Regions from separate parts of the Homo sapiens genome. Here region 2 is linked to region 1. A link is an interaction called in ENCODE POLR2A ChIA-PET data of the cell type or tissue named here. Cell type or tissue: OCI-LY7. All regions are shown on one strand. Links, peaks and the distances in the headings refer to the core of each region. The heading gives the core; the rest is flanking DNA. Region 1 overlaps DENND5B (DENN domain containing 5B). Region 2 overlaps DDX11-AS1 (DDX11 antisense RNA 1).

Region 1 (9,110 bases), core at 453-8,452:
TTTTATCTGAACATCAGTCTTTGAGGGACAGTTGAAGCACTGGTATATGTGTGAGCGAGAGATTGGTGTTTTTTTCAAATGTAGAAGAGGTAACTTCTTACATTTTTTGCTCTTAAAAGTATATTATTTCATAATATTCAAATTTGCCTTGGGATTTAAAGTATAAATTGTCATTTTAGTAACACAATTGAATATTTTTTAATATCTCTGAACTAATGAGATACAGTTTTCTTTCAAGTGTGGGAACTATTTTGTACCCTGTTCCCTGACCTCTGCCTTTTGACCCTGTCACTTTGTGATGAGATTATAGATAGGCCTTTGAGCTTTTCTCCAGTCTGCTCAGGTTTCCTTACACAGCAACATATAAAGCTTTAAGGTCCTTTAAAAGATGCTCTTAGAATTAAAGAGAACATTCAGATTTAATTGGCATGAGTTTCGTAAATATTTTTTCTTTAAAAAGTCTTTTTCTTCCTTAATGCTTTCCTGTCCCCCAAATCTATTTAATTATGTTTTCTAAAATGGTATATTTCGGGAGAGGCTAACAATTAGAGCTTTCTAGGATAAGGAAATCCAAGAGAGATTCAACTGTTTATTCCCTATTTGTTGTCTCTAGGTATGAGAAGTTAAAATCCAGAATTAGAGGGTGTCATACAAGAGCAGGAGATTTTTTTCAGAGAGAATCAGTGCTTTAACCTTCTTATAATAAGCACTTTTTAGATAACACCTTTTAGATACTTTTTCAGATGCCTAAAATAGAGTAGGAAGAGAAACAAGGACAGAGAAAAGGAGACTGATTTCATTGGCTATGTGTTAATAACTCGTGAGTTTTTTTTTTTTTTTTTTTTTGAGAAAGAGTAAAATTAGTGACAAAAATAAGGGCTTGGGGATTTGATATTTATTTTGTTATTGTTTTACATCCTATCTTCAAGATTATCCAGAAAATTAAGTATTTGCTTTGTTTCAGACATTTTTTAATAGGACTTTCTGAGGAATGTCTGTTTTACGCACCATCAGAAAGATTTGTAACAATGAAGCTGTAGGACTTTGGTTTGCGTGGGGGCATTCTTGCTACTTAACAATGAGTGAGGGTAAATAAAATGATTGTTTTGAAATAACAAAAGGCAATATGTGCTTTATGTGCCTTTTTTTCTTTTTTTTTTTGAGACAGAGTTTCGCTCTTGTTGCCCAGGCTGGAGTGCAGTGTTGTGATCTCGGCTCACCACAACCTCCACCTCCTGGGCTCAAGGGATTCTCCTGCTTCAGCCTCCCAAGTAGCTGGGATTACAGGCATGCGCCACCACACCTGGCTAATTTTGTATTTTTAGTTGGGATGGGGTTTTTCCATGTTGGTCAGGCTGGTCTTGAGCTCCCGACCTCACATGATCCACCTGCGCTGGCCTCCCAAAGTGCTGAGATTACAGGCATGAGCCACTGCACCTGGCCTGGCAATATGTGCTTTTAAAAAATTGTAGCTTTTGGCTGGGTACGGTGGCTCTCGCCTGTAATCCCAGCACTTTAAGAGGTCAAAGCGGGCAGATCACCTGAGGTCAGGAGTTTGAGACCAGCCTGGCCAACATGGTGAAACCCTGTCTCTACTAAAAATACACAAAAATTAGCCGGGCGTGGTGGCTCCCCAGCTACTCAGGAGGTTGAGGCAGGAGAATCGCTTGAGCCCGAGAGGTGGAGGTTGCAGTGAGCCGAGAACGTGCCATGGCACTCCAGCCTGGGCAATGAGTGAAACTCCGTCTCAAAAAAACAAAAAAAAAAATTGTGGCTTTTAAATTATTTTTCTAAAAAAGAAAGAGTGAATGGATAAAATGGAGTTTTCTAATTCAGGTGTTTACTTTTGAGAGATAGAAATTAAATCCGTAGTTCTTGCAACTTTTTTTTTTTAAACCCAAATCCTTTCTACAATTAGTAATTAAAGTGAAATGAGAAAAGAAAGAGTAGCTTTGAATCTCACTCAGTTGCTTAATGCTAAAATAATCTATTAAAATTTTTTTTTCTATGGAAAGGGGAAAACACTAGTGACAAATAAGATGGGAAGACAGGAAGAAGCTAGTTAGCAGAAGAGGCAACTCAGTGACAAGATAAACTCTTGATCTCTATCTTACTGGTCCGATTTGTGTGTTGTCACGTAGAATGAAAATATGTTTAGACGGTATAAGAAACCTCTGATGGAAAAATCTGGTTGTCTCCCTGCAGGTTGCTAAGAAAGAGTGATGTTTCAGGGAGGCTGAGTCTTGAAGCAGCAGCAGCAGATCTGACACTTGTCCTTCACAGCTCCTTTCCTGTCTCCCATAGTAAGGGCTATGTAAACATTTCATGATCAGTGCTGGCACTTGCAGCCGAGAATGCGGAGAATGCTTGCAGTTTCCCTTTTCATGCAGCAGAATGATAACAGGGACAATCTTTTGATTGTCTTATTATGTTTTGGCTTTTGTTGCTTTTAAAATTCCCAGTTTGTGTTGCTGTAAGGGAGGTAACATTTCTCACCCTTTCTGTAAATGAGTTTCCTGCCAAAACCTACCTGTGAGTTTCAAATGTTTAGACCAATCAACCAACCAAAGACCTTGAGATAACCTAAGAAGGTATAACCTAAGAAGGGACAGTTACACAGTAATTGGGAAAACTTCTGCAAGGACAGATGTGCATTTCTCATTTTCTTTAAACCTATCAATTTACTGAAAATGAATATGATTTTTGTTAATAATGACAGTGCCAAAAAAAATTACTAAAATCTTTTTGAGTAAATGAAACCAAACTCCTAAAAAAAGAAAACTTTTTTTTTTTTTTTAAAGAGAATTTTGGCTGGGTGCAGTGGCTCACGCCTGTAATCCCAGCACTTTGGGAGGCCGAGGCGGGTGGATCACGAGGTCAGGAGATCGAGACCATCCTGGCTAACATGGTAAAACCCTGTCTCTACTAAAAATACAAAAATTAGCCGGGTGTGGTGGCGGGCGCCTGTAGTCTCAGCCACTCGGGAGGCTGAGGCAGGAGAATGGTGGGTGAACCCAGGAGGCGGAGCTTGTAGTGAGCCAAAGTCGTGCCACTGCACTCCAGCCTGGGCAACAGAGTGAGACTCCGTCTCTTAAAAAAAAAAAAAAAGAGAGAGAATTTTGATTAGTTCTTATCTGGAGATATATTGCTTATAATTTTTTTCTCTTGGTTTTTTTGTTTGTTTGTTTTTGAGATGGAGTATTGCTGTGTCACCCAGGCTGGAGTGCAGTGTTGGCGATCTTGGCTCACTGCAACCTCCACCTCCCGGGTTCCAGTGATTCTCCTGCCTCAGCCTCCTGAGTAGCTGGGATTACAGGCACCCGCCACCATGCCCAGCTAATTTTTTGTATTTTTAGTAGAGATGGGGTTTCATCGTGTTAGCCAGGATGGTCTCGATCTCCTGACCTTTTGATCTGCCTGCCTCAGCCTCCCAAAGTGTTGGGATTACAGGCATGAGCCACCGCACCAGGCCATTTTTTGGTAATTTTTTAGAATGAGTTGAATTGAGATGAATTTTAGTTGTTCCTAAGTACTGTGTACTGTGACTGGCAGTGGCTCTTAACTGTTATTTTTTGAGACAGAGTCTCACTCTGTTGCCCAGGCTGGAATGCAGTGACACAATCATGGCTCACTGCAACCTCTGCCTCCTGGGCTCAAGCTATCCTACTGCCTCAGCTTCTTGAGTAGCTGGAATCACAGGCATGTACCACCATACTCGGCTAATTTTTTTGTGTGTTTTTAATAGAGACAGGGTTCACCACATTGGCCAGGCTGGTCTTGAACTCCTGGCCTCAAGTGATCTGCCTGCCTCTGGCTCCCAAAGCACTGGGATTATAGGCATGAGCCATCGCTCCCAGCTGGCATTGGCTCTTTAAAATTTTTGGGAGGAGAATATAACACAGTCACAAAATAATGTAAGGGGGCAAATTGTGGAAAAGAAGGTCTATTTATGCCCAGCTCACTGCTCCTACTTTTTGTTTCCAGAGCCAGATATATATGTTACACACATAAAAGAGGTATGTAGGCCAGGCGTGGTGGCTCATACCTGTAATCCCAGAACTTTGGGAGGCAGGTGAATTGCTTGAGCTCAGGAGTTCGAGACCAGCCTGCGCAGCATGGTGAAACTCCATCTCTACCAAAAATACAGAAAATTAGCTGGGTGTTGGCAGTATGCGCCTGTGGTCCCAGCTACTCGGTAGGCTGAGGTGGGAGGACCACCGGAGCCTGGAAGGTGGAGATTTCATTGAGCCTAGATTTCACCACTGTACTCCAGCCTGGGTGACACAGTAAGACCCTCGTCTCAAAAAAAAAAAAAAAAAAAAAAAGGTATGTTGCTGGGTGTGGTGGCATGTATGTACCTGTAACCCTAGCTACCTGGGAGGCTAAGGTGGGAGGATTGCTTGAGCCCAGGAGTTCAAGACCAGTCTGAGCAACATACCAGACCCTTGTCTCAAAAACAAAGAGGAATATAGATTAGCCCACTTCAACATTTTATGAAGTGGTGGGAGATGACTTGGGAAAAGAGGTTGAATCAGCCTTTGGAGTTCTCTATCAGTTAGAATGCTGTGGTTTATAGGTCAAAGAGGAGATAAAGGAATTTGGCTGGTTCACAAAATTTAAAAGGAGTTTTTGGGGGCATGTGTTCAGGGTGTAATTTGAACGTGGCTCCAGCTTCATTTCACTGCAGCTGTTTAGGCGCAACCTTTATGCACTGTTGACTTCTCTTCTGGTGGCTTCCCTCAGAGTTATTAAGTGGCAGCAGAAGTTAAGAGTTTGTATTCGCACATCACACCTTCCTTAGAAGAGATTTAACTTTCCTCCTCTAGCCTTCACTCCTGTCAGGAAACAAAAATATGGGTGTTTGCTGTGGCCTGTCCTTTAACAAATCAGTGTGGCAAGTAAAATGGGATTAAACTGATTACTGAGACTAATTTGGGATGAAAACTATATAGCTAGTTCACAGTAGAAGAGGGAGGGAAGTGGCTGCTGGGAAACATTCCCAATACAGGTTGAGTATCCCTTATCCAAAATATTTGAGACCAAAAGTATTTAGGATTTTGTGTTTTTTCAGATTTTGGAATATTTGCATATACATAATGAGATTTCTTAAGGGTGGGACCTAAGTCTAAACATGAAATTCACTTATATTTCATATGTACCTTATTCATGTAGCCTGAAGGTAATTTTATACAGTATTTTAAATGATTTTGTGTACCCATCACATTAGTTCAGGTATGGAATTTTCCACTTGTGGTGTCATTAGCAGTCAAAAAATTTCAGATTTTGGAGCATTTCATATTTCTGGATTAGGGATGCTCAACCTGTATTCTCTACTTGTTGAATGCTAGACTATAAAGATGGCCCTCTGAAGGACAGAAAAGAGGCCAGTTGTGGTGGCTCACATCTGTAATCCCGTACTTTGGAAGGCCGAGGTGGGAGGATGGCTTGGCTTGAGCCCAGGAGTTCATGACTAGCCTGGTCAACAAAGCAAGACCCTGTCTCTACAAAACAAAACAACCCCCTAAAAATAGAAAAGAGCCACTGAAAGGTGTTTTGTTGTTGTTGTTTTTTAAAGAGGTGGAATCTTGCTCTGTTTGCCTAGGCTGGAGTGCAGTGGTGAGATCATAGCTCACTGCAGCCTTAATCTCCTGGGCTCAAGCAGTTCTCCCACCTCAGCCTCCCAAGTAGCTGGGACTGCAGGTATGCACCACCCTAAAAGGTTTTGAACAAAGGAGTGGCTTGCTCAAAACTGTAGCCTTAGGAATATCACTCTGGATGGAGGATATAGCATGGAATTAAACTGGGACGAGATTTGAAGTGGGGAAACCAATTAGGATGCTTTTTTTTTTTTTTTTTTTTTAGACAGAGTCTTGCTCTGTTGCCCAGGCTGGAGTGCAGTGGCACGATCTTGGCTCACTGCAACCTCTGAGGAGGCTGTTCTGTAAGACAAATTAGAAGGCAACATTCTGAATTAGAATAGTAGTGGTGGGAGTAAAGAAGATGGGGGATGGATAGGAAAGATAGGACACACAAGTAAATTGAATTTGGCAACTTCTTTTTTTTTTTTTGAGACAAGGTCTTGCTCTGGCACACAGGCTGGAGTGCAGTGATGCTATCACAGCTCACTGCAGCCTCCATCTCCTGGGCTCAGGTGATCCTCCCACCTCAGCTTTCCAAATAGCTGGGACTACACCCACGTGCCACCACACCCAGCTAATGAATTTGGCAACTTTATTGTATGTTGGGTTTGTCAACCTAAATAACAAATAGGGATAGGCTCTCTAAAAGAAAATTATTTTTATTTTGAAATAAGGTGTTGCAATAGGAATATACATGCGATAGTAAACTGTGTGTTCTTTAACATTGTGGAATTTGTATAGCTTACCAGTTTGAATGTCTGCAAGTGCTTGCACTGGGTTCTAACCTCCGCCTCCCAGGCTCAAGCAGTTCTCCTGCCTTAGCTTCCCAAGTAGCTGGTAGAACAGGCACACTCCACCGAACCCAGCTAATGTTCCAGTCATCTGGTACTACCATAGAAAAATGTTTACCAATTAGCTGTATAGAAGAATCTGATGTTGAACTGCCTGCTATTGGTTGATAATGCTTGTATAGTACTTACTATGTAGCCTGGCAGGATGTAATTGCACAATAAATATTAGCCACATTTTCATCATCATAATTAATTGGTTTAAACCTTGGGCAGTTTGATGATGAAATTTAAGGTATTCCTGGAACTCTCCTTTAGATATTTTTTCTTTAAAAAATTTTTAAAAAATTATTGTAGATACCTGGTCCTGCTATGTGGCCCTTGCTCGTCTTGAACTCCTGGCCTCAAGTGATCCTCCCACCTCTGCCTCCCAAAGTGCTGGGATTATAGGCATGAGCTACTGGGCCCAGCCTATGACATGTTTTATCGTAGAATATGCACCTAATTTTAATATATATATATCTGTTTTACCATGTTGCCTTTTAATCTCTTAATTTAATAACAATAATAAAAGTATTGCTTGAATTACACACACACACACACACACACACACACACACAGTTTTTAAGAGAGAGGTTCTCACTATGTTTCCCTGGCCGGAATGCAGTAGCTATTCACAGATGTGATTACAGCACACTATAGCCTCGAACTCCTGGGCTCAAGCAATCCTCCTGCCTCAGTCTCTTGAGTTGCTGGAACTACAGGTGTGCACCACCATGACTGGCTTCAAATTATATTTTTTAATTTTTTTTGAGACAAGAGTTTCACTTCTGTCACCCAGGCTTCACTGTAGTGGTGTGATCTCAGCTCACTGCCATCTCCACCTTCTGGGTTCAAGCGATCCTTCCACCCTAGTCTCCCAAGTAGTTGGGACTACAGGTGCATGCCACCATGCCCAGCTAATTTTTATATTTTTTTTTCTAGAGATGGGGCTTTACCATGTTGCCCAGGCTGGTCTCAAACTCCTGGGTTCAAGCAATCCACCTGCCCTAGCCTCCCAAAGTGCTGGGATTACAGGTGTGAACCTCTGTGCCAGGCCACTATTTTTTAGTTTTTATAGCCAGTCAAATATGGTCCCTAGTTTGCAGCTGGCAATCATGTTTAGAGACGTTAAATGAATTACCTAAGTTTGCATTGCTAGTGGCAGAATTAGAACCACAACAGAGATTCTTCTGGGTCCAAATCCAGGCCCCTTTAACTATAGAGAACAGTCTCAGAGAAACTTAATCATTCTCATGTGTAAAAGAGCCCACCTTTTAAATCTGATAGAGAGCAGGGCATTTATATACTTAAAAGGAACATTAATAAACCTATTATATGTTAACCTAAATCACATTCTAAATGAAAACAAGACTAACTTTGGGCCTTTTATGCATGAAAATTACAGATTTTGTTGGTTGTGCATCTGTTTTAGGAGTAGACTATCTACGTGTAAGCGACCAGAGGCATCCACATAAGCAAGATGTATAAATTGCTTAACAGGACTCAACGTGAGTGTAAAAGGACTCAATAGATTTACTCCTTTCTTTTCTTTCGTTTTTTTGTGAGATGATCTCAGCTCACTGCAACCTCTGCCTCCTGGGCTCAAGCGATCTTTCTATCCTAGTCTCCCAAGTAGTTGGGACTACAGGTGTGTGCCGGCACACCTAGCTGGTTTTTTTATTTTTTTGTGGAGACAGAGTTTTGCCATGTTGCCCAGGCTGGTCTCAAGTGAGCCACCTGCCTTGGCCTCTGAAAGTGCTGGGATTACAGGCATGAGCCACTGTGCCCAGCTAATCCCTTAATAGATGCAGTAGTCGAATTGGCAAGGTTGTGAATACCAGGAACCAAGAATCATTGAGGGTCATCTTGAGGCTGACTGCCACATTGATTAAATCTGTTAGGATCTATAATCTTCAGCAGTGGTTTTAAGTAGAGCATACTAAAGCAATAGTAGTGTGCAGGATTTTGATGCCATCTCCGCTGAAGGAAATAATACAATCTGCTATCTTTAGAATTGCAGTATGGCATGGGCTGGTTGTGGTGGCTCACACCTGTAATCTAGCACTTAGGGAGGCAGAGGTGGGAGGATCACTTGAGGCTAGGAGTGTGAGACCAGCCTGGGCAACATGGCAAAACCCTGTCTCTAAAAAAAATACAAAAATTAGCAAAGGGAGGTGGTGCCTACCTGTAGTCCCAGCTACTCTGGAGGCTGAGGTGGGAGGATCACTTGAGCCTGGGAGTTGGAGGTTGCAGTGAGCAGAGATCTCGCCACTGCTCTCCAGACTGGGTGACAGAGCCAGACCCTGTCTCAAAATAATAATAATAATAATAATAATAATAATAATAATAATAATAGAATGAAAAGAGAGGGGTGGTAGTGGAAGGGAACTGAAAAGTGCATGATAAATTATGTAAGGAAGCATTAGGCTTTGGTCAGAAATGTTGTTAGCCAGCTGCAAGTGAACCCATCTGGCACACTTTTTCATTATTCTTCTGAAATATTCATGGACTCTTAACAGTTCCTACCTTGTTTGCACTAGATCCTCACATACTCTTACCTTCTGGCAGCCAGTCTATGGTTGCAGTGGGTTGCTCTTGTTTTGTTTCTTGTTGCTGAGGATGTAATCAATAAAGAGTAGAT
Region 2 (9,110 bases), core at 292-8,291, 540 kb after region 1:
GTTCTGACCTTTCTTAACGAAATGAGTGTCTCCCCTTCTTCGGCGAATAATAAATTCAGTGTCTGCTTTAGACAGCTTTGGTGACCTTTGTGTTCTTCTGTGGCATGAACCTCGCTTTAGTCATCGCTGTGGCCAGTGGATAGCCACTCTCTTCTGAGGGCTGTCACAGAATTCCTCCTTCTGAGAGGTTTATTGGTGATGGGGTAGGGGGTGGTCAGGGGTCCCAAGCCTCCCGGGCGAAGGCCAAGCCCTGCTTTCTTTACCAAGTTGCTCAGAGGTCTCCACTTGCAAATCATTAGCCTCATTGGGTTGGCACTCGTCCACTTGCATTTCTAGCTGGGACATTCTCTTCTATGAAAATAGTTTGTGGATATGACGAGTGGGCAGAGGAGTTTGTTTCTGTTAAGGAGTTGCTGATGGTAGGGCAATGATTCCAACTTCCATTGTTCAGCCAGATTCCTTCATTCCCCAAACTGCTCTGGATTTAGCCTAATCTTGGAAGTCAGAGTCCTGTTTGACTAACGAGAAAAATCAGAACTTCTGGGTAAAGTTACCAGACATTCACTATTGGGAGGAAATAGCTCCAGACTTGGGCTTGCCACTGTCCTTCCTTGCCCCCTCTTGGATGGAATAGTTGGGAACTCTTCCCCTCCCTACCTCCCCAGTCTTCCCCAGGGTGAGAAGAGCTTTTTTATTCCTATTAGCCATGATTTCAAGCCAACATTGAAAACGTTTTGATTTCCTGGATCGTGGGGGAAGCTTCTGTCTGGGCATCCCAGCCTCACATACTGAGTGCCTCTTCGAGCCCTGTGTGGTGAATCAAGTGTGCCCTCCTGAAAGCCTCCTTGACTCCAGGTGCAGTCAGTGTATTTTCTCCTACACTATTGGAATCAGGGCTTCTTGAATCAAACCTGCAAATTTATGCAAACACTATGCTAACATTTTTGACAAAAACTGGCAAAGGAAGGCCTTTTGCAGGTGAAGTGCAGCTAACACCTAATGGCTAGCAGAGGGCTGTTTGGGGTGGGGACTCAGGTGAGAGTTGAAGCAGAGGAGTGGGAGGAAGGAGGGTTGGTTGGTGTCTGCAGCAGTGATGGAAGATGCTGGGGCCTTCCTCCTCCCCTGCCTTCCAACATGGGAGTAACCAGTGAAGGAGCAGACAGAGAGTCAGGGACTCCCTGTCTCTTTTTCACAGTTGAGACATCTTCAGAGCTGGGGTGAGGACTGAATCTCTTAGCCCCTCTTGAGATGCTCCAGATGCCGCATCTAGTACAGAGTATGAGGTTGAGAGGCCCCCATGCCCTCCGGCCTTCCTATGCTATTACATTCACATCATACTCTACCACATCGTCATTCACTTCACATTAAAGCATCTTAATTGTCCCCTGGAAGGTTAAGCTGTGTGGTTCTTACTTTTCTATGATCTGTCTTTATCAAAGAGCCGTTTACCCTTTAAATCTTAACATTGGAAGGTCCTTTAGTGATCACCCTGTGCGATCCCTCTGTTTTATGCATGAGGGGACTAAGACATGAAGAAGTGGTTTACCCCAGTTCTCAGACCCAGACTCCAAACCAGTCATAATCCCGCTAGGTGACATTACTTACTGGACAACAGGCCCCCGGCAATCTAAGTGCCACTTGAGATATCATGGGAGCAAAAACTACTTGTCTTCTTTTAAAGGCAAGCATCTTTAAAAGAGGTACTTTGGGTCAAGAATGATTTTGTAAGTGCACACCCCTGTCACTTCCAGCGAGGGACCCTGGAAGGTAAACGAACAATCCTAACAATGCCCAGCACTCACACCATGCCCTTCCTCTGAGGCGTGCTCTGAAGAACAATCTTGCTTGTCCTTGGAATCATCCTTGTGAAGGTGTGGGAGGGAGGGACCATTATCCTCATCTTTAGAGGAGAATCCAGGCACTGAAAATAGACAACAACCCGCACAGTGGTCAGGCTGGCATTAGGCTCAAGGCCACATGCGTGTTGGCCCTGGCCCATTTCTTGTGAGCTGTGGAGAACCAGTTACCTCCTTAACCCAGGGCCACGGTGTAGCCAAGGGACATCTGGAGGGTGACACTCTTTGCTTTTAGGTCTAGAAAGGGGAGAGGAAACAAGAGAGAAGAGGAAGCAGCAGAAAAAGGGAAGGGAGGAAAGTGGAGATAAAGACAGGGCCTGGCAGGGGCAGGATAGATGCTAATGCCTTGCCACTGCTCTTAATGTCGGCATGTGGAGAGCCTGGCTTGGCAGCTCGGTTACCAGCCTTTAGGGCTTTGATGCCTTCCTGTCATCACCCAGCATTATTGGAAATTCACTAGGGTTTTATATTCAGAAGAAAACAGAGTCCCTCCCCTTCATTTCTGAGCAGGAGTAGCTCCCACTGTCAGCCAGCCTTTTCCTCCCCTCAGAGCACAGTTTATGACAGTTCAAGTTTTGTTCTCTGTTCTGTAAGCTGCTGTTGTGCAAGGGAGGAGAACAGGTACTCGTGGGTGTGCTAGAGCTGAAACGTGTTTATCTGAATCTGAACAGTGGGTGCTTTCACACACACACACACACACACACACACACACACACACAGAGAGAGAGAGAGAGAGAGAGAGAGAGAGAGAGAGAGAGAGAGTGGTATTCAGCACCTTCCCTTAGGGCTGCAAGGCTCCTCATCTCCCCTCCTGCAGCAGCAGATCTGGGCTCCTGTTGAAGACAAGCCCTCACAGCACTTGGGCGGACATCATTTACCAGGCACATCAAAGGTTGGGAAAGATGTGACTAATGAGTCTAGCTTGTGCAAGACTCATCCTCTTACCTCCCTCTCACCATCACATTCCCAGTCCCACTAAAGCATAGGATTCTGGCTGAGTCTTTGGCTAAAATGAGTAGTGGCAACTCCTCTTGTTTAGGCATCCAAGCACACACCACCAGATCCAGCAAGTGCACACCAACTCCACTTCAGCTAATTTATGACTTCAAAGGTGGTCTAGAAAGGAGACCTTTACAACAGAAAAGCTTCCTGGACTGCAGGCAGAGTTGTGCCAATGCATTCAGGCCATAATTCTGATTGCTCCCCATAAGCCAGGAAACTCACTACTCACTATGCCCACCTTGCTGTTTGCCATCACAGAAATGCACTTGAGTTGCTCACCTGCATTGCTACAGTTAAACCACAGGCTGCAGGTGCAGCACTCTTTCCAGGGTGTGCAGGGGAAATGGCATTTGTTATTTGAGTAATGTGTCTCTCTCCATCCCCAGAGTCGGTAAACAAACAAGTTATCCATGGAGCAAGCTCTTCCCTTTTGGCATCTTTCAGTTTTTGAGTGGCAGCTCTGCAATGAGGCCACTGGCCATCCCTCAGCTGTGTAGAGAACAGGCATTCTTGGCCCTTGGAGTCCTGCTGTAGCATTTTCAGGATGCCAAGTTATTGGTGGGGACAGGTGCCCAAAATTCAGCATAACACACCTAAGCCTTATTTCCCTTTTTCTGGACACTTCTTGATTTAGGAATAAAAGCCCCTTCCTCCTCCTGGGCTGGGCTGGCCTGTAAACATCTCAGTCTGAGTTTGCTGAGTGTTGCATTCAGGCCATAATTCTGATTGCTCCCCATAAGCCAGGAAACTCACTACTCACTATGCCCACCTTGCTGTTTGCCATCACAGAAATGCACTTGAGTTGCTCACCTGCATTGCTACAGTTAAACCACAGGCTGCAGGTGCAGCACTCTTTCCAGGGTGTGCAGGGGAAATGGCATTTGTTATTTGAGTAATGTGTCTTTCTCCATCCCCAGAGTCGGTAAACAAACAAGTTATCCGTGGAGCAAGTTATCAGTCTGAGTGTTGCTATATTCAGTTGCTAGTTTCCATTCCATATGATGATGTGTGACAGGACAGCTCACCCTGTGAGTTAGCAAGGGGTTTTAAGTAATATGCTTTCTGATGGAAAGGACGACAAAGATTCCTATTATTCACCAGTGAGCCTGGAGACTGAGCTGGTCCAGTTTTGATGACTGAGCCACAGCAATGTCAATCTCATGTGCTCTGTCACTACTTCCCACTGTGGCTTGACGAAAACAGCCTCAAGGGCCCTGCAGAAGCGCTCCAGCCACGCAGTCAGGAGACTTGCCAACTCAGTCTGTCCAAGGCCTCTGTGACATTGGAACAAAAATAGGTCTGTGTGCTAGCCTCAGCTTCTGCATCTGCAAAGAGAAGTGGTTAACAAAAATTAGGGGTAGCAAGTAATGCTTGCAGCTTTCAGTTATAGACATGCACAGATATTGCTGTTGGTGAAAGCATCCACAGAACACCAGGCAACACGCCACTGAAAGAGAGCGGCATTTTTTTTGCTCCTATTCTTCGAAATGCCAGTGGAGATAAACTGATGCTGCTATTTGTGTTTTCCTGGACTATTTCCTTGTGAAGCCTTCCAGTCATTAAATGCTCACTCCATCTTCTTTCAAAAGTGACTCAGCGTGCGGCTGAGAAGCAGCAGCAGCAGGATCACCTGGGAGTTTGTGAGAATGCGGAACCTCAGGCTCCCCGGCTTTCCTGCTGAATCGGAACGCGCTGTTTCACACTCTCCCAGGTGATTCGCATGTGTTTAACTTTAGAAGCACCCGTCTGAAGTTGTGTTTGTCAAACCTAAGTGAACATCAAATCCCTGCAAGGCTCGTTAAAACCTTGCTGGGCCCCACACCCAAGTTTCTGATTCAATAAGTCTGGGTCAGGGTCTGTGAATTTGCATTATAACATTTCTAACTTTCCTGGCGATGACACCACCTGTCCAGGACCATACTTTGGGAACCTCTGGTAAGTCTTCCTTGAGCAGGTGTTTTGTGACACCTTAATTCCCAGGTCACCGAGAATCTAGAGCATCTCTATAATATGTATGCTGGCTTCTTCAATCTCCAGAATTACTGTGTTCTCTTAATCATCTTTGATCTCTTTCTTGATTTCAGTATGTTTCTCTCTCTTTGTCATTAGGAAGCCCTAGTCTCAGAAAGCCAGTTAGTTCTGTGCTGTGCAAAAATGGGAGGATTTCATGAAAATCCTACTTTTCTCTCCCATGTGGTTGTTCTAAAATTCTACCTGTTTCTTCATCTGGAGTTACACCGCTGGTCCCTGAGGGGCTTGTTACACTCCTCCTCAGAGCTAGTGAACATTGGCGGCTGGTGTGTAATCTTCTGTGCCTGTTATATGTGTGTACATACCTTGGCATTTACATGTAGAAATATGTTTTGGATTTCTTAGGCCGGGCACGGTGGCTCACGCCTGTAATCCCAGCACTTTGGGAGGCCGAGGCGGGCAGATCACGAGGTCAGGAGATCGAGGCCATCCTGGCTAACACAGTGAAACCCCGTCTCTACTAAAAATACAAAAAATTAGCCAGGCATGGTGGTGGGCGCCTGTAGTCCCAGCTACTCAGGAGACTGAGGCAGGAGAATGGCATGAACCTGGGAGGCGGAGCTTGCAGTGAGCCGAGATTGTGCCACTGTACTCCAGCCTGGGCGACAGAGTCTCTCAAAAAAAAAATATGTTTTGGATTTCTTAAGAAAAAATAAGATCATACTACAAGTATTGCTTGGCAACTTCATTTTATTAATTAGTATCATTTCTTGGGGATATTTTAAAATCTATAAATAGACTCTCCATTCTTTTTAAAGCTGCATAGGCTAGGTGTGGTGGCTCACACCTATTTAATATAATCTCAGTGCTTTGGGAGGCTGAGGTGAGAGAATTGTTTGAAGCCAGGAGTTTGAAACCAGCCTGGGCAACATTGTGAGACTCCCCCAACTCTACAAAAAAATAAAAATATTATCCAGACATGGTGGTGAGCACCTGTAATCCCAGCTATTTTAGAGGCTGAGGTGGGAAGGCAGTTTGAGACCAGGAGTTTGAGGTGACAGTGAGCTATGATTAGGTCACTGTACTTCAGTCTGGGCAACAGAGCGAGACCTTGTCTCTAAAAAAAAAAATAAATTGTAATAAAATAAATTATAAAGGGAATTTACATATATATTTTAAAGCTGGTCAGAGGAAATGTAAGAAAAAAAGAAAAATAGCTGTATAGCTATATTTTATAATATGGACATATCATAGTCTATTTAACTATCTACCTATTGATGGCTACTTACATTATTTCCAATATTTTACTATTACCAGAAATATTAAAGTAGCATTCTCATGAGATTCAACTAAGAAGCTGACCTCCAAAAAGGTTGTGTCAATTTATATTACCATCCCTCACATTGAAAGTGCTTATTTCTAACCTCACCAAGGCCAGCTATTATCAGCCTTTTACATTTTTACCAATATATTGAGGCTATCTCATTCCCTAAATGTGCTTCTACCTGCTGAATGCTTGAGGTTAAACACGTCTTCAAAGATTATCAGCCCATTCCATTTCCCTTTTTAGGAATTACTAATTCAGATTCTCTGTCCTTTTTCTATGGGCTTGTCGGTATTTTTTTGCAGATGGGGGACAGTTAGGAGCAATAGCCTGGATATTAATCTTTGGTCTATTTAAAAAGTCGCAAATGTTTTATCCAAGTCTCTCACCTGACTTCTAATGCAGTCCTTCATTTTATCTTTTGTCATATAAAACTTCTAGTTTTTTTTTCAATTTTTATTATTTTATTTTATTTTACCATAAGTTATTGGGGTACAGGTGGTATTTGGTTACATGAGTAAGTTCTTTAGTGGCGATTTGTAACCTGCCCAGACCTTGGGGGAACTGAACAAATGGGGGCGAATGCAGGAATAAAAGACAAAGACGAAAGAATATGTTTAGAAGAAGGAGTCAGGGGGCACCTTGCCTCTAGTGGACAAGAGCCCTGAGCTTTACACAGCCCTCCATATTTATTAGACAAAAGAGATAGCGAGAAGTCGGGGGCTGGTTTTCAGCTGGCGGTTAGATTCACAGCAGGCTTGCAAGACTGCATTCTTTGAACAATAGGTGCTAGATTTCCCAGTAGATAACTTCAAGGAGCCCGGCACCAGGGAGTGAGGCCCTCAGCAAACCTTTTGGCAGCGGGCACAATGTGAGTTTGCTCACATCCTGCATTCATGATAAACAGTTTGCTGTTTGATCATATAGCCTCCAGTGGAATGGTGAGTTGGTCACAATCACTTTGGCCTTTTTGGCTCCCAACATCTCACCTTTGTGTTTATGTATTAATTGAAAGAATGTAAGGCCAGACTGGGCAGCTCTCATTTTCCGATTGATGGTCCATCTGATTTTACAGACTATGAACAGAAGACAGAGACAAAACATTATTCCAGGACCTACATATAAGATGTTAATGTGGTGCCTTAGATAGGTCCAAGGGTTGAGGCTCTCCAGGCCTTGCTGGAATTCGGTCCAGTCTTCTAAAGAAGGCTGAAAGTCTTATGTTTGCCCATTTAAATTAATAATGTTGTTTTGTAATTCACCAATATCAAAGGTGACGTTGGATGTGAAAGCTCCCTGCAAATGGGCTTTCACAAGGTCCCACGGATACTCACTTCGGTTGTATTCTAAGTTGGTTACACAAATATGAGTGTGATTAAAAGGACAATGCAATTGCTGCTGCAACTGCAAGCTTTGTGCTTGTTCCCTTAACCATAGAACCATGGATTTCAACACTGCCACTTCAGTTTGTAGCTCAGTGTTAATTCCATTCTGAAGTAGCCACGCTTGGTTGGCTGTGTGTGTCCAGTTCTCCACATACTGAGCTGTTTGAATAGCAATATGCAAAGCTACATAGGACATCACAACAGAAGACATTAGTGTGACCAAGGAAACAGTAGCAAAAATTATCATGCCTAAGGCTCTATGGACGTGATGAGTAAGCTAAGTTAGAAGAAGTTTCACAAAATGCAAAGCAGGTGTGGCAGCCCAAGCCTCGGGCAGATTAACAGGAATCCATAGCCCAGGGATACGACCTAAAATCATCAAAGGAGGCCAGGCGTGGTGGCGGGCGCCTGTAGTCCCAGCTACTCAGGAGGCTGAGTCAGGAGAATGGCGTGAACCCGGGAGGCGGAGCTTGCAGTGAGCCGAGATCGCACCACTGCACCCCAGCCTGGGTGACAGAGCAAGACTCCATCTCAGAAAAAAAAAAAAAAAATCATCAAAGTAGAGATATTTTTTGTTGTTGTTGTTTATTTCAATTTCATTTAGTTCTGGTATGATCTTGGTTATTTCCTTTCTTCTTCTGGGTTTGGGTTTGGTTTGTCCTTGTTTCTCTAGTTCCTTGACGTGTAACCTTAGATCGTCTGTTTGTGCTCTTTCGGGCTTTTTGATGTAGGCATTTAGGGCTGTGAACTTTCCTCTTAGCACCGCCTTAGCTGTATCCCAGAGCTTTTGATAGGTTGTGTCATTATTGTTATTTAGTTCGAAGAATTTTTAAATTTCCATCTTGTTTTCATTTTTGACCCAATGTTCATTGAGGAGTAGGTTATTTAATTGCCATGTATTTACGTGGTTTCAAAGGTACCTTTTGGGGTTGATTTCCAGTTTTATTCCACTGTGATCTGAGAGAGTGCTTGATATAATTTCAATTTTCTTAAATTTATTGAGGCTCATTTTATGACCTATCATATGGTCTATCTTGGAAAAAGTTCCATTGCTGTTGAATAGAATGTGTATTCTGTGGTCGTTGGATGAAATGTTATGTATAGATCTGTTAAGTCCATTTGTTCCAAGATACAGTTTAAATCCATTGTTTCTTTGTTGATTTTCTGTCTTGATGACCTGTCTACTGCTGTCAGTGGAGTATTGAAGTCCCCCACTATTATTGTGTTGCTGTTTATCTCATTTCTTAGGTCTGTTTGTAATTGTTTAATAAATTTGGGAGCTCCAGTGTTAGGTTCATATATGTTTAGGATTGTGATATTTTCCTATTGGACAAGGCCTTTTACCATTATATAATGTCCCTCTTTGTCTCCTTTAACTGCTGTTGCTTTAAAGTTTGTTTTGTCTGATATAAGAATAGCAACCCCTGCTTGCTTTTGGTGTCCATTTGCATGAAATGCATTTTTCCACGCCTTTACTTTAAGTTTATGTGAGTCCTCGTGTTAGATGAGTCTCCTGAAGGCAGCAGGTAGTTGGTTGGTGAGTTTTTATGCATTCTGTGGTTCTGTATCTTT

What was found. Peaks named below come from ENCODE experiments on the same cell type or tissue, not always from the same donor. Only the 100,000 strongest peaks of a DNase experiment are listed, where the experiment ranks them.
Region 2: POLR2A ChIA-PET joins it to region 1 with 6 read pairs; 1 of 35 experiments calls an interaction of 5 or more read pairs at or near these places.

What each region holds. Positions count from the first base shown.
Region 1 is chr12:31,564,276-31,573,385 of GRCh38, reverse strand. All of the region lies in intron 1 of DENND5B (DENN domain containing 5B), which reads left to right. Among named protein-coding and RNA genes, the nearest start is that of DENND5B-AS1, 21 kb to the left of the region's middle. RefSeq lists enhancers at 1,506-2,006, 2,193-2,352. In OCI-LY7, for the core only: no CTCF peak of the experiment used is centred there; a DNase peak (open chromatin) is centred at 4,715; H3K4me3 peaks cover 557 bases; H3K27ac peaks cover 668 bases.
Region 2 is chr12:31,025,080-31,034,189 of GRCh38, reverse strand. The region is part of intron 2 of DDX11-AS1 (DDX11 antisense RNA 1); the gene reads left to right. Among named protein-coding and RNA genes, the nearest start is that of TSPAN11-AS1, 24 kb to the right of the region's middle. RefSeq lists a silencer at 5,175-5,404. In OCI-LY7, for the core only: no CTCF peak of the experiment used is centred there; DNase peaks (open chromatin) are centred at 2,089, 3,837, 4,099, 4,559 and 4 weaker places; H3K4me3 peaks cover 4,189 bases; H3K27ac peaks cover 6,692 bases.